Regions from separate parts of the Mus musculus genome. Here all the other regions are linked to region 1. Evidence: chromatin loops called from intact Hi-C (ENCODE). Cell type or tissue: heart. All regions are shown on one strand.

What was found. Hi-C counts contacts between places; a loop is a spot of excess contacts. Peaks named below come from ENCODE experiments on the same cell type or tissue, not always from the same donor. Only the 100,000 strongest peaks of a DNase experiment are listed, where the experiment ranks them.
Region 2: it touches region 1 in a loop (2.5-fold over the local background); 17 of 42 quality-filtered maps call a loop at or near these places.
Region 3: a loop joins it to region 1, with 2.6 times the contacts of the local background. A loop is called at or near these places in 16 of 42 quality-filtered maps.

What each region holds. Positions count from the first base shown.
Region 1 is chr8:13,784,052-13,788,051 of GRCm38, forward strand. It overlaps Upf3a (UPF3 regulator of nonsense transcripts homolog A (yeast)), which reads left to right and starts at 1,564. Exons shown (of 9, transcript NM_025924.2): 1 at 1,564-1,833; 2 at 2,096-2,202; 3 at 3,314-3,420. The coding sequence starts at 1,633. It overlaps Gm46032 (a long non-coding RNA gene), which reads right to left and starts at 1,005. Exons shown (of 2, transcript XR_001778519.2): 1 at 1-1,005. In heart, CTCF peaks have their summits at 1,490 (motif pointing left) and 2,171 (motif pointing left); DNase peaks (open chromatin) are centred at 1,550 and 1,850; H3K4me3 peaks cover 1,941 bases; H3K27ac peaks cover 1,712 bases.
Region 2 is chr8:13,885,668-13,889,667 of GRCm38, forward strand. Coprs (coordinator of PRMT5, differentiation stimulator) reads right to left here. Exons shown (of 4, transcript NM_025556.3): 2 at 2,093-2,159; 3 at 1-214. Among named protein-coding and RNA genes, the nearest start is that of Coprs, 2.6 kb to the right of the region's middle. In heart, CTCF peaks have their summits at 2,344 and 3,530; no DNase peak of the experiment used is centred here; H3K4me3 peaks cover 506 bases; H3K27ac peaks cover 188 bases.
Region 3 is chr8:13,870,897-13,874,896 of GRCm38, forward strand. All of the region lies in intron 1 of Champ1 (chromosome alignment maintaining phosphoprotein 1), which reads left to right. Among named protein-coding and RNA genes, the nearest start is that of Champ1, 3.3 kb to the left of the region's middle. In heart, a CTCF peak has its summit at 2,057; no DNase peak of the experiment used is centred here.

The DNA of each region.
Region 1 (4,000 bases):
GCTGACCTTTAGGAAGTATATCCAGAAAATTGCACTTTGATGATGCTGGTCTTATTAATCACAACTGATTCTTCATCCCCAGCTAACCATCATTATTTGTCCCAATAAAGGTAGATTCTTAATCCAAATATCACAAGAACATCCCTGGTATCCCTCTGATACTTCATAATGTCTCTCTTCTTTCAATGGTATCTTTCATGTTTCCACAACTCATTACACTCTGAACACTGACCAAAAGCAACTTGTGGGAGGAAGAGATTTAGTTCCTCTTCTAGCTCTCTGGTCACATCCCTCAGTGAGGGAAATCAGAGAAGAAATTCAAGTAGGAGTTTGGAGGCAAGAACTAGCAGGGCCACAGAGAATGCTTATTGGCTTTATTACAAGCAAGGTCCAACTGCTGTGGGACCCTTTCACGTCCATTAGTCAAGAAACTGTTCCACAGGCCAATCTGATGAAAATAATGCCTCAACTCTTTCCTCTTCACAACCAAGTGACTATTTTGAGTCAAGCTGACATAAACTAACCAGCAGTTTGCCAGACAGGTGAAAGGGTGTTGGGTCAGGCACACAGGAGGACAGTCAATGGCTTTATCTTTAAGGGGGCAAAAGCCAGCCCGAGATAATTTTGGCTCCAAGCTTGTAATGTTCCAACTTTCTTCCATTGTGAAGTTACTATCCATCGACCTTGTACTATCTTAACAACTGGGTATGGGTTGGTTTTTCCTGACAACTCGTCGTCCACATTTTTATCAGCCTCTCACACGTGTGTTTTCTTCCTAATAAAGGTTAAGAGGCTATCAGAACTTCTGGTCAGTGTAACTGGTTATTCCAAACTGAGCTGGTTCAAGTGATGGGCTCAGTCCTAGCTTTCTTTGCAACACGAAATACTGGAAAACCGCTCTTGCCCAGGCTTTTATAGAACTCTCGATGTTTGAGGCCTGTTTGACGCAGACCTAAACGGTTTTGAGTCTTTGGCTTATTTAAAACGTCACATTTCAGGAGTGCCACGATCGATTTCTGAAAATCTCTCATTCTCCTTTACCATTAACGTAGGGAGAATGGTGCTATACATCATTGAGCACATGGGAAAACTGTATTGTTCGTATATCTGCTACAAATAAAATAAAAATAAAAAGCCAGACGCCTTTAATCCCAGGAGGCAGAGGATCTCTGAGCTCCAGGAGAGCCAGGTCTACAGAGTGAGTTCCAGGACAATCAAGGCTACACAAAGCCCTGTCTCAACAGAGAAAACGTGTAGGAGGGAGGCGGAGGGCAGAGTGGGGCGAGGAGAGCGACGGGTTTACTTTCGGTACTGTCCCAGTGACTCCGGGTGGACCGGGGGCTCCCAGTCCCCACCGCAGGTCAGCAGCGCACGGGACGTCCGGAGTGAGCATCTGCTCTCCGCGTGGCTGGCAGCACCGATCTCCTTCACCGTCGCCGCCGTTCTAGGACGTCCGCTGTCTTTTAAAAACTGCCGCGCTGCCCCCTACAGGCGCGGGCCAGCATTGGCACCGCCCCTTCCCTGTCAGGGCCGGGGAGGGGACACTGAACACCGAATTCCAAGGGAGGGGCTGCCTAGTCCTCGCGAGGCTTCGTTCTCGCGGAGGTGGCGGCGGCCGGCCGGCCGGTGGGGATGCGCTCGGAAGAGGGGGCCGGAGGCTTAGGCGCAGCCCTGGCTGCGCGGGGCCCGAGCTGGAGGGAGAAACTATCGAGCTCAGAGACCCACTGCCGCCGCGAGTCACCGCGGAAGGAGTCGGCGGCGCCTCCGGCCCCGACCCTAAGTGAGAGCGGGGCCGGCAAGCCTCGCGAGGAGAAGAGGACAGCCCTGAGCAAGGTGGGGGCGGGGCCCGCAAGTCTCGCGAGAGGACGGCTTCTAAGCCCCCCGGTGGGCGGGGCTTGGGGAGGGCGGGGCGGGTTGTTCATCTCAGGGGCGGAGCCTAGTCTCCGAAGTGATGCGGGCTGTTGCGAGCAGTCTGGACTAGGATTAGCGAGTCGGGGTGGAGCTGGGGAGCCGCGGTCCCCCGAGCTCCGGGGAACCTCAGGCTGAGTGGGCGTGGCGGGCGGCAGCACCTGAGTGAACGCAATGGTCATCCCAGGTGGTCCTCCGGCGTCTGCCCCCGGGCCTCACCAAAGAGCAGCTGGAAGAGCAACTGCGCCCCCTGCCGGCGCACGATTACTTCGAGGTGGTGGCTGCGGACCTCAGGTGAGGGCTGCTGCGGGACACCCACTGGTGAAGGATGGAGGACCCCGCGGGCGCTCGCAGTTGCAGTCCCCTCCCAGCTGTCAGTGCACGCCCACGTTAGGAGCGGGCAAGTCACCTCGTCAGCCCGTTACCATGCCTTCCTCGGCGTAGCTTTTAATAAACTGTATGATGAGCAAAACCGGACTGCATCCCTTACACACGTTGAGTCTGGAGTGTTTTCCCTAGTGAGGGACCAGTAACTGAGCCCTGAGAAGTGGAATCTCTCATTGCTTGCACCACCACCCAGCCAGAAGGTTCCCTGCCTGTGGGGATGCGAGCAACGCAGGGCTGACCTAAGCAGCAGATGTCAGTGCCACAGGAATTCGTGGGTTTTCCACGATACTTATTTTTATATCCTTTTATGGTATTCTTTCTCATTTGTGTCATATACGCTTTCCTTTGGGATACCAATTTTGTTTTGTTATTTTTTTTAAAGTCTATTCTAATAAAAATATGAATAATTAAATGGGTATCCTTTGAAAAACCACAGGTGGTTTTCAGGTGGCTGAAGTTTAGAAAAATGGCTAAAAGAACAGTGTGCAATTACTCGGTGTGCAATTCCGGTCCCAGCTTGTAACTTGCACCCTCTGTACGAACAACAGATTTCTCTAAACTTCTGTATTCTTTGTGAAATGGAATGGAATCGTTCCTACCTGTGAAAAGAGTTGTGTGTGAGACGGGGAGAATGATTTAGTTTTTCCTTGGTACGTGGTCTGACACCCATTCAAAATACAGCATGTCATCCATGAAGGAGCCTAGACAAGTCTCGTTCTTGTTCAGATGTACCAGAAATGGCTCTAAAAGTACCCATGGCATGGTGACTTCTGGAGTCTAGTATTTTACCCTTGGCTCTGTACAGAAGAGGCGGTCCTGGATAATTAAGGCTTCAGTTAATGGTTGCTTTATCTTCGGGGTGTTTTGTTTTGTTTTGTTTTTTTGCTAAGGAATATCCAAATTGTTAAAATTTACTGAGACGTGATTCTCGGGCATGAAAAAGTATTTGCTTATTCATAGGAGATAAGGCAGAATCAAGGGCCGTCCGTTTTACTAACCACTGTTGCCTCGGTTTCAGCCTTTATCCTCATGTCTACTCCAGAGCATACATTAATTTTAGGAACCCTGATGACATCCTGCTGTTCAGAGACCGTTTTGACGGCTATATCTTCATTGGCAATAAAGGTCAGTGAGTTTCAGTTAACTTCTCACAGCTAAAATAAGGTCATAAACTCTTACTGTCACGTCATGTGCTGACGGAGCTTATAAACTAAAGCATCCCAGACCTTCCATGAGATAAGAACGGGAGGGATCGTGACCTTGCTGGGGAGTAAGTTCTCACAGGCTCCTTTTCCCAATAAATGAACCTTGTGTTCCAAAACTAAGTTATCTTACGATGTTTGATGAAAGTTTTCTGGGCTATATCATACACTTATATTTAGGCCAGGGATCCAGAGCACTGGCCATGATTGCCATTTCTTGAAAGCGTGGTGGAGGGGCGTATGGTCATGAATATCAGGCATGGAGCCTGTGGCGCAGTCTCCCCTTCAGGGACTCTGCTCCTGAACTTTCTGGATCCGTTTCTTACGTTCCTCCTTCCCCGTCCTGTCCGACTGTCCTGTGTTAGATTTTCTGCTTTTAAGGTTTGTAAACATTCTGTAGGAAGTGCTTTCTGCCCTCCCCATCCATCAGTTTCCATCCATCCCCCTCCCCCAACTGAACGGTGTTCCTTCTCCGTCAGGGCAACAATCAGAAGATCAGGTTG
Region 2 (4,000 bases), 100 kb after region 1:
TAAGGATTTCCTTGGTCTGCTTTCAGCTCCAAGTCCCAGTCCTCATTAAAAAGATCTGCAGCCTGTTCCATGGGTGGGCAGGATGGACCCTCTGACAGCTCCCAGGCATACAACTCCCCATCAGCTTCCTTCTCCACTGCAAAGCCTTCCTCCTCAGAACTTGGGCCCTCGGCATGGGCAGGAATGTCAGCAGGGATGCTCTGAGCTCCACTGGCTATGAACAGACAGACAGTTTTTAAAAATGATAAACTGGAGGTCTGCTCATATGGTTAGAAACTTTCTGCCGGGCGTGGTGGCACACGCCTTTAATCCCAGCACTCGGGAGGCAGACGCACTTTGCGGATTTCTGAGTTCTAGGCTAGCCTGGTCTACAAAGTGAGTTCCAGGACAGCCAGGGCTACACAGAGAAACCCTGTCTCGGGGGGAAAAAAAAAAAAAAAAAGAAACTTTCTAATAGCCGTTTTCTAAGGAAGCAATAAAAAATCTACAGATAGTTCTTTCATTACGTGAGCACTTACTGACTGGAGTATTTAGTTTATATTTTAGAAATGAAGTTGATCATTTTTTCCAAGATGTTTTGTCATAAACAAGGCCACTCAGTCAGTACAGAGGGTATCGGCTTATAAAGGGGACATCTTCAGGTCGTTTACAGTGAACCCAATGGCCTCTGGCAGAGTGTACTTCCGCTATTCAAGCCCATGCCCCACTTTTCCTTTTGAAGCTTGTTAGATGCAAGTGCACAAAGGAAAACAGAACGGAGCCTGTCCAGTCCCCGTGTTCTTCCTCCTGAATTCAGGGAAGCCACACAGTAACGTAACAAAGCCTACAGAAGGACAGTAGACCTCCAAAACATGGGTTGCTATGGTGATACCAGGTCTGAGGAAAGGAAGCAAGTGGCCTGAGAACAGCCATGGTGTTAAGACTGTCATCACAGCTATAACACAATTCAGTGGAGAGCACGGAATCTGGAGACAGACTGCCTCAGGTCAGATCTGTTCTGAGCTGTCTGACACTGAAGGTAACTAACCCTGAATTACCACATGCTCTGGCAACTCCGCTTCAAACAGTGCACACTTCAGACAAGAAAAGATGTTCACTGCAGCACCATTCAGCCACCAAATGCCACCAGGGGATAAATGATCCACAAAGTGCAGGAAACCTGGTGGTGGGCGTGCTCAGTCTTGTGGGTGAGGGGTGCTGACGCAGGCTGCTACAGGAATGGACCCTGGAAATGTGCTGAGCTGGAAGAAGCAGGACGTAAGAGACCAAAATTTCCTTTACTGTGAATTCACACTTGCATGTCCATACCAGGTAATTCATTAGGGGTGGGGAGCTATCAGTAGTTAGGGGCTTGAGAACTAAAGAGTGGAGAGTGCTCCAGAGACAGGGCTTCCTTTTGGGGTCGTGACAACATCCTAGAGGTAGCAGTGACAGTTGTACACACTATCACAGAGCGGAATGAGCCAGGTCATATAGTTAATATAGTTAACAGGTAAAGCCAAGTCTATATCTTTTGCTGTATTTTAAGACTTTACTATGTACCTTAAGTTTCTCATTGGTGAAATAGTCCTCAGATTGTTGTGAGTTTATTTAGGGGGAAAAAAGGAAACACTCAGATCTGTGCCTGAAACACTTAGCACCTACTCTGATCATACCCATGCTGTCTGTACCCAGGCTGTATAGACCAGTGCTACCCAGTGTAACTCAGTACATCACAGAGCTACACAGTGGCAGTGTCATTACAGATCTTCTCATTCAACACGACGAAGTACCCTACTTTAAAGATAAAGCCATCTAGAGATGAAAAAGGCAAGCCCAAGGACTACAACCTGGGTCTGAAACTGAAACAGTCTTCCTAGCTACACACACTAGATGCTTTTCCTCCCAGTGAAATGGGGTGGTTTGGGTCCACGGTCATCCAGTACCTCCTCGAAGCTTCTAAACCAAGAGTCCCGCTGAGACAGTGGGCAAAGAAGGTAACTCAGTGGCTAAGTGGGTCAGCTAGCAAGAGAAGATAGACAAGACAGCGGGACTGTGCTGTCTCCATCTCTTCCAATGGCCACCCCAGCCCCAGTCTCTGCCGTCTACTTGCCTAGTCGATCCACGGCCAGCTCAGTCTCCGTCTCCCGACCAGAGAGGTCAGCTGTGGCAAAGCCAGCCTGTGGAAGAAGAAATAATTACCAGGAACTTGGGTAGTAGGACATGTCACTGCTTTGAAGCTCCAAACCCGCCCACCCATAATGCCCTGCACGATGTAGAGTTTGCACACCCTTCTGAGGACCTGGCAAGGCCTCAGAACAGGGCCTGTAGGCTACAGGCATCACCCAGGAACACTTCTCCGTTCTGACCGCTGGGAGTGCCCTTTTGCGGTGCCCAATGGACAGCTGTCACAGCTGTCAGTTTTGCTCTCAGCCCCAGGCCCTCTTCAGAAGTCTGGGCAGCAGGACTTCTCCAAGCTCAGAGACCCTAGAGCCAGATGGGACAGCTCCCTGGTCTCGGCTTGTAACCTCAAGTCTGTGTGTAAACTCTTTCCTCTAAGTCCAAAAACACTTTAACTGCTCTAACTTCTCTTTTTTCCTGGCCAGGATTGATAGTTGTCTCCTGAACCTGCAACTTCTCTGCACACCTTTGCCCTTCTCAGGTCTTTATGTCTAACAACTCCTTCCAACACAGCCATTCCACAGCGGTCCACGGGAGAAGCAGCCTGAGTTCTACACACTGGAAAGAATACCTAACCCCGCCCCCCCCCCAATGCCAACCAGGTAATTTTGCGGCCTGTTGCCTCAAAGTTCCCCAAACTTTACTCCCCCCAAGGTCTCTCTGCAGTGGAAACAGTAATGTCCAGGGCTTGGATGATCAGGCTGATGTCAGTTGTTGCCCCACCATGCACGTAGGCTGTGACCTTTAGATACTGGAATGGCTGTTCTGATCTGGCAGGGGTCGTATGATGGAGGATATTTATAAAACATCTAACATATGTTGGAGACGTAGCTCAGTTGGTCAAGTGTCTGCCTAGTGTACACAAAGCTACACACTGATTTTTCCAACACTACATAAAACCAGGCATGGTGGGCCACTCTGTAATCTGAGCATTTAGGAGATAGGTGCAGGAGGATCAGAAGTCCTGGCCACAGAGTGAGCCCAGCTCCTGGGCTACATGAGACCCTGTCTCAAAAATATTACAATAAAGCCAACAATAATAACAAAACCACCTGTTAGACTGCAAGAAGTAACACTTCTTTGACTTAAATTGCAATATTTATTTTATTTGTGTATATTTGTGTGTGTGTGAATATACCAGGAGGATCCCCTGGAGAGGGAGTTGCAGAGGGCTGAGACATCTGTTGTGGGTGCTAAGAGCCAAGCCAAACTCTGTAAGACCACCATGGCTGTCTTTCCAGCCTTCATCCTGCATGTAAATAAACTGTACTTAGCACTCACCCTAATTACCGTTCATTATCTAGTCACCCCTGAGCTTTAATGACTCTATCTCCTGTAGTCCGTGATAACCACAGACCACTGCTGCCCCCTATGGTGCTGGACCTCTTACTTGAACCTCACGCCTATCTCCCTACTCCTGCTCACCCTTCCACTTAAAAGCTTCGCGAGCCCTCCACTGCCATCACAGACCAGCAATGCCATTCATATTGACTCTCACGTTCCTTTCTGTAAGAAGCCTGCTCTCCGACCCAAGCTCCAAGGCCATTTGCCTTGCCCTTTCTCATATCCAGACCTTTGCTGGGCCTACCCTCTCACCCAAGAACATCCTTTCCAGATCCGCCCTAACAACATCACTCTCCTATTTTGCAAAAGTGATTTTCTTTGCAAATCTATTGGTACTTGAATAGCAGCTTCAAGTACCATCACTGAGGCTCTGGTAAGCGTTCTATTCATTCATCCAATTAGGATACACCAGGCATAGGTGCGGCTTCTGGGAAACAGGATGTCTACAGTCAAGAAGCTCGCAGTAGGTGGATGCAATACGGGCAGGTCATGGGGA
Region 3 (4,000 bases), 87 kb after region 1:
TCTTCTGGGGTGTCTGAAGACAGCTACAGTGTACTTATGTATAATAATGAATCTTTTTTTAAAAAAAGAAAGAACAGTCTTATTAGTATATACGTAGACTAATAGTGCCAACATCCTAGGTTGCTTTCTGTTGCTGTGATCAAAAAACACCTGTGGGGAGGAAAGGATCAATCTCATCTTACAGGTTATAGTCCATTGTTGAGGGAATTAAGGGCAGGAACTCAAGCAGAAAACACAGAGTAGAGCTGTGTTCTAGCTTGTTCCCAAACTCACAATTCAGTTCCCTTTCTTATACAGCAAAGGCCTACACACCTAGGGACAGTACCTGCTACCGTGGGCTGTGCTTCCCACATCAATCATAAATCAAGAAAATGCTCCACAGATGCCTATTAAATCACTATGATGGAGACAGTTCTTCAGGTGAGGTTCCTGTATCCCAGGTGTGTTAAGTTGGCAACTAGTGTAGCTTACATATCCACTAAGCTCACACATGTTCTGTGTTGGAGTTTTAACATAAAACATATATCAAAGTGTATTTTTAAGGGACTATCAAGACCAGGTATGGTGACTCGATGCCTTTCGTCCAAGAACTCGGGAGGCAGGGGAAAGTGGTGCTCTGTGAGTTGGAGGCCAGCCTGGTCTACATGATGAGTTCCAGGACAGCTAGGACGGCCTAGAGACCCTGTGTCAAGAAACAAAGCAGGACTGTCCATAACTAGTATTAGGTCTCCAGGAAGAAAGTGGGAGGGAGTAGGTGCGGATGCCAGAGTGCACCAGGGACCAGCGCGCAGACTTTTAGAGTCTTTTTACAGTTAGTGTTAGAAGTGCTGGAATCCACACTGGAGTCTAGGCACATTGTTCAGCAAAGACTCAAGAGTCAAGCCCTTGAAGAATTACTTTCAAGAAAGGGCATGGACTTGGGTTGGTGGGAAGGATCTGGGAAGAGTGAGGGATAGGAAGTGATCAGACTATACTGTATGAAAACTATTTTTTTTAATTGAAAAGAAAAACCTCAAAAATGCTTATAAAATTTGAAAAGAAGAGTTACTCTGAGCATTTTTCTCTATTGTAAAACAAAGAGGTTGAGCTCTTAGTCCTTCTGGTCTTGTATTGATTGCTAGCTTCTCAGTGTGTGGTACTGCTGACAAACACTTTGTTCCAATTCATGATAAAGCATTTTATAAAATGTTCTGGGGCTGGAGAGCTGGCTCAGCCGCTAAGAGATCTTTTTGTTGCTGTAGAGAACCCAGGTTTAATTCTCACCACCTACTTGGTGGCTCACAATCGTCTGTAGCCTCAGTTGAAGGAATCCAATGCCCTCTTCTGACCTTCATGAGCACCAGGCACACACTGTGCACAGACATAAATGTGTTCAAAATACTCACACATAAATAAATCTAAAAAAGTAAGACTTTTCTGTATTACCCATAGTTTCCCTTTGTGACATATTGATATTCATAAGTGATAATGTTTAAATACTGCTTGTCAACATGGTGTGCTTTACGTATTTTCCCAGCTTGCTCCGATACCCTGCCTCCATTCTTTCTATTGCTAATAATTGAGTCAGGCCCTTGGCCTTACCCATGCCAGGCAAGTGCAATTCCATTAAACTACACCTCTTACAAAGACCCTTAAAAGTATTTTTATCTACTGGGTGGTGGTGGCGGCATATGCTTTGGGAGGCAGAGACAGGCAGATCTCTGAGTTCAAGGCCAGCCTGGTGTACAGAGAGAGTTCCAGGATATTTAGGGCTACATGGAGAAGCACTATCTTAAAAAAACAAAAAACAAAAAAAAAAAAAAAAGAATTAAAAAAAAAAGTTTAATAGTAAGATAGCTGTAATGGATTACTTGACATGGTGGTACACACCTGTAATCTCCCCTTGGCAGAATGAGGTGGGCGATCTACCTGCAAGTTTGTTTGTTTGTTTTTCATTTATTTATTATTTATTCACTTTCATCTCAGTAGCAGCACACACTCAACAGAGCATTCTTGGAAACTGTAGGGCTGCCCTACAGTTGATGCAGTTGATGTGTGGATTACAGATGCTCGCTAGGGGTCCTCAGCTGATTGTGCTGGCTTTCCTCTGCTGTGTCTGCGTCTGTCCTTTGCCAGGCTCTGCTTTTTTGCCTGATGTTAAGCAGATCCTGTTAGGGCTGAGTTTTCTCAGCTGGGGTTTTTGGTGCTTTATTTCTGAGACAGCTTTTCTGTGTCCCAGGCCTGGAACACAGTGTGCAGCTGAGGATGACCTTGGGCTTCTCACCCCCTTTCCAGCTCTTGATGTCTTGACACGAGCACACAGGTCTCCTTTGCTTATAAAGTCTGCGTCGTCACAGAGCAATCTGAGGACTGATCAAGTACTTTCTGAGCACACAGTGCCAGGGACAGGAAAGGGCTACAGGGGTGAACCTGGCTCTATGAGAGCTGAGCTGTCTGGGGTAACTAGGATGCTGACTATGCATCTGACTAGGTTTGAGGGAATTGAAAGGAAGGACTGCCTGTGCTTTAGGGTGACCCCTCTAAAGGGTGGATGGGTTGCCTGTTGGGTAACAAAATGGACTGTACAGAGGAAAAAAACCACCTTTCTTTAGTTCCATCTCTTGAGAACCAGAAGAAGGGAGAGTCCCATGAGTTCAAGGCCAGCCTGGTCTACATGGCAAGCTCCAGGACAGTCCTGGGTACCTAGTGAGACAAAACAGCAATACTAGTAATAATGTATTATATAATATATAATATATTTAATATATAAGTCCTAATAAAATAGGACTTACAGAATTTAAAATGTTATTCTTGTGTTCACTGATTTTGAAATAAGGGTGATCCTGTAATTTTTAGAAGCTGCAATCTGTGCTGCTCACTGAGGGCTCAGAAAGAATGTGAGTATGGTTGCACCATTGCCTCCATCATACATGTGTTCAGCAGTGGCCAGTACTTTTGCTAAATTGTCCCAGACAAACCTCACTTGGGTTCTCGATCCACGGGCAAAAGGGTTCCGGTTACAGGTGGGCAAAGAAGTCAGGGAAAGTGGAGTGACAAACAGACTCGACACAAGGGAGTGTGGATCTGAATGTAATTTGTCAAAATGAGCATCATACTTTTTTTTTTTAAGATTTATTTATTATTATATGTAAGTACACTGTAGCTGTCTTCAGACACACCAGAAGAGGGAGTCAGATCTTGTTACGGATGGTTGTGAGCCACCATGTGGTTGCTGGGATTTGAACTCTGGACCTTCGGAAGAGCAGTCGGGTGCTCTTACCCACTGAGCCATCTCACCAGCCCGAGCATCATACTTTTTAATACAGATGAAAATAGGGAAGTTAGGTGACACGCTGGCAAGGTACAATGAGGTTACTGGATTCTTACACAAAACAGGAATTCAAACATGGAAGGACTGGCAGGAACCAACTGGGATAAAATTCAATGTTAACAACTGGGATCAAAAACAGCTCTACCTAAGGTCCACTTAATCTTAGAAGCCAGGGGCAAGGGCCCTTGCCATAGCTCCTACTCTAGTCTATTGTATAGTCCACCTTCCCCCTAGGCCATTGTAAATACTGTGTATGGGTATAACTCAGCTATCTATAGTTCTAAGTATCTACTCTGGTTCCTCTTTAGGTCACAAACTTCCTTCTTCCTAGATAATGGTAAATTTCTGTGTAGGGCAGTGACTTAGCTATCCATGCCCAAGGTCGGATCAAGGACTGCCTAGAATCTAACTTAGCTATATGTCAAATAGAGGCACTTATAATAAAGCAATATTAAGGGAAAGCACACAGATCCGTTTACCAACTAAAGCAAGGACATTGGAGTATTCGTTATACAGGATGCCACAATTCCAGGAGACTAAGTTTCCGTGAACTTTTTTGCCTCGGGACAGTGCCCAGGTTTTCGGGGACCTGTTGTGCTTGTCACTACTGGAATGGATGTAGCACTAAGTAGTAGAGTTATCCTTTAATGGGAAGTAAGATTTATTTTTAGAGACACAGTCTTACTGTGT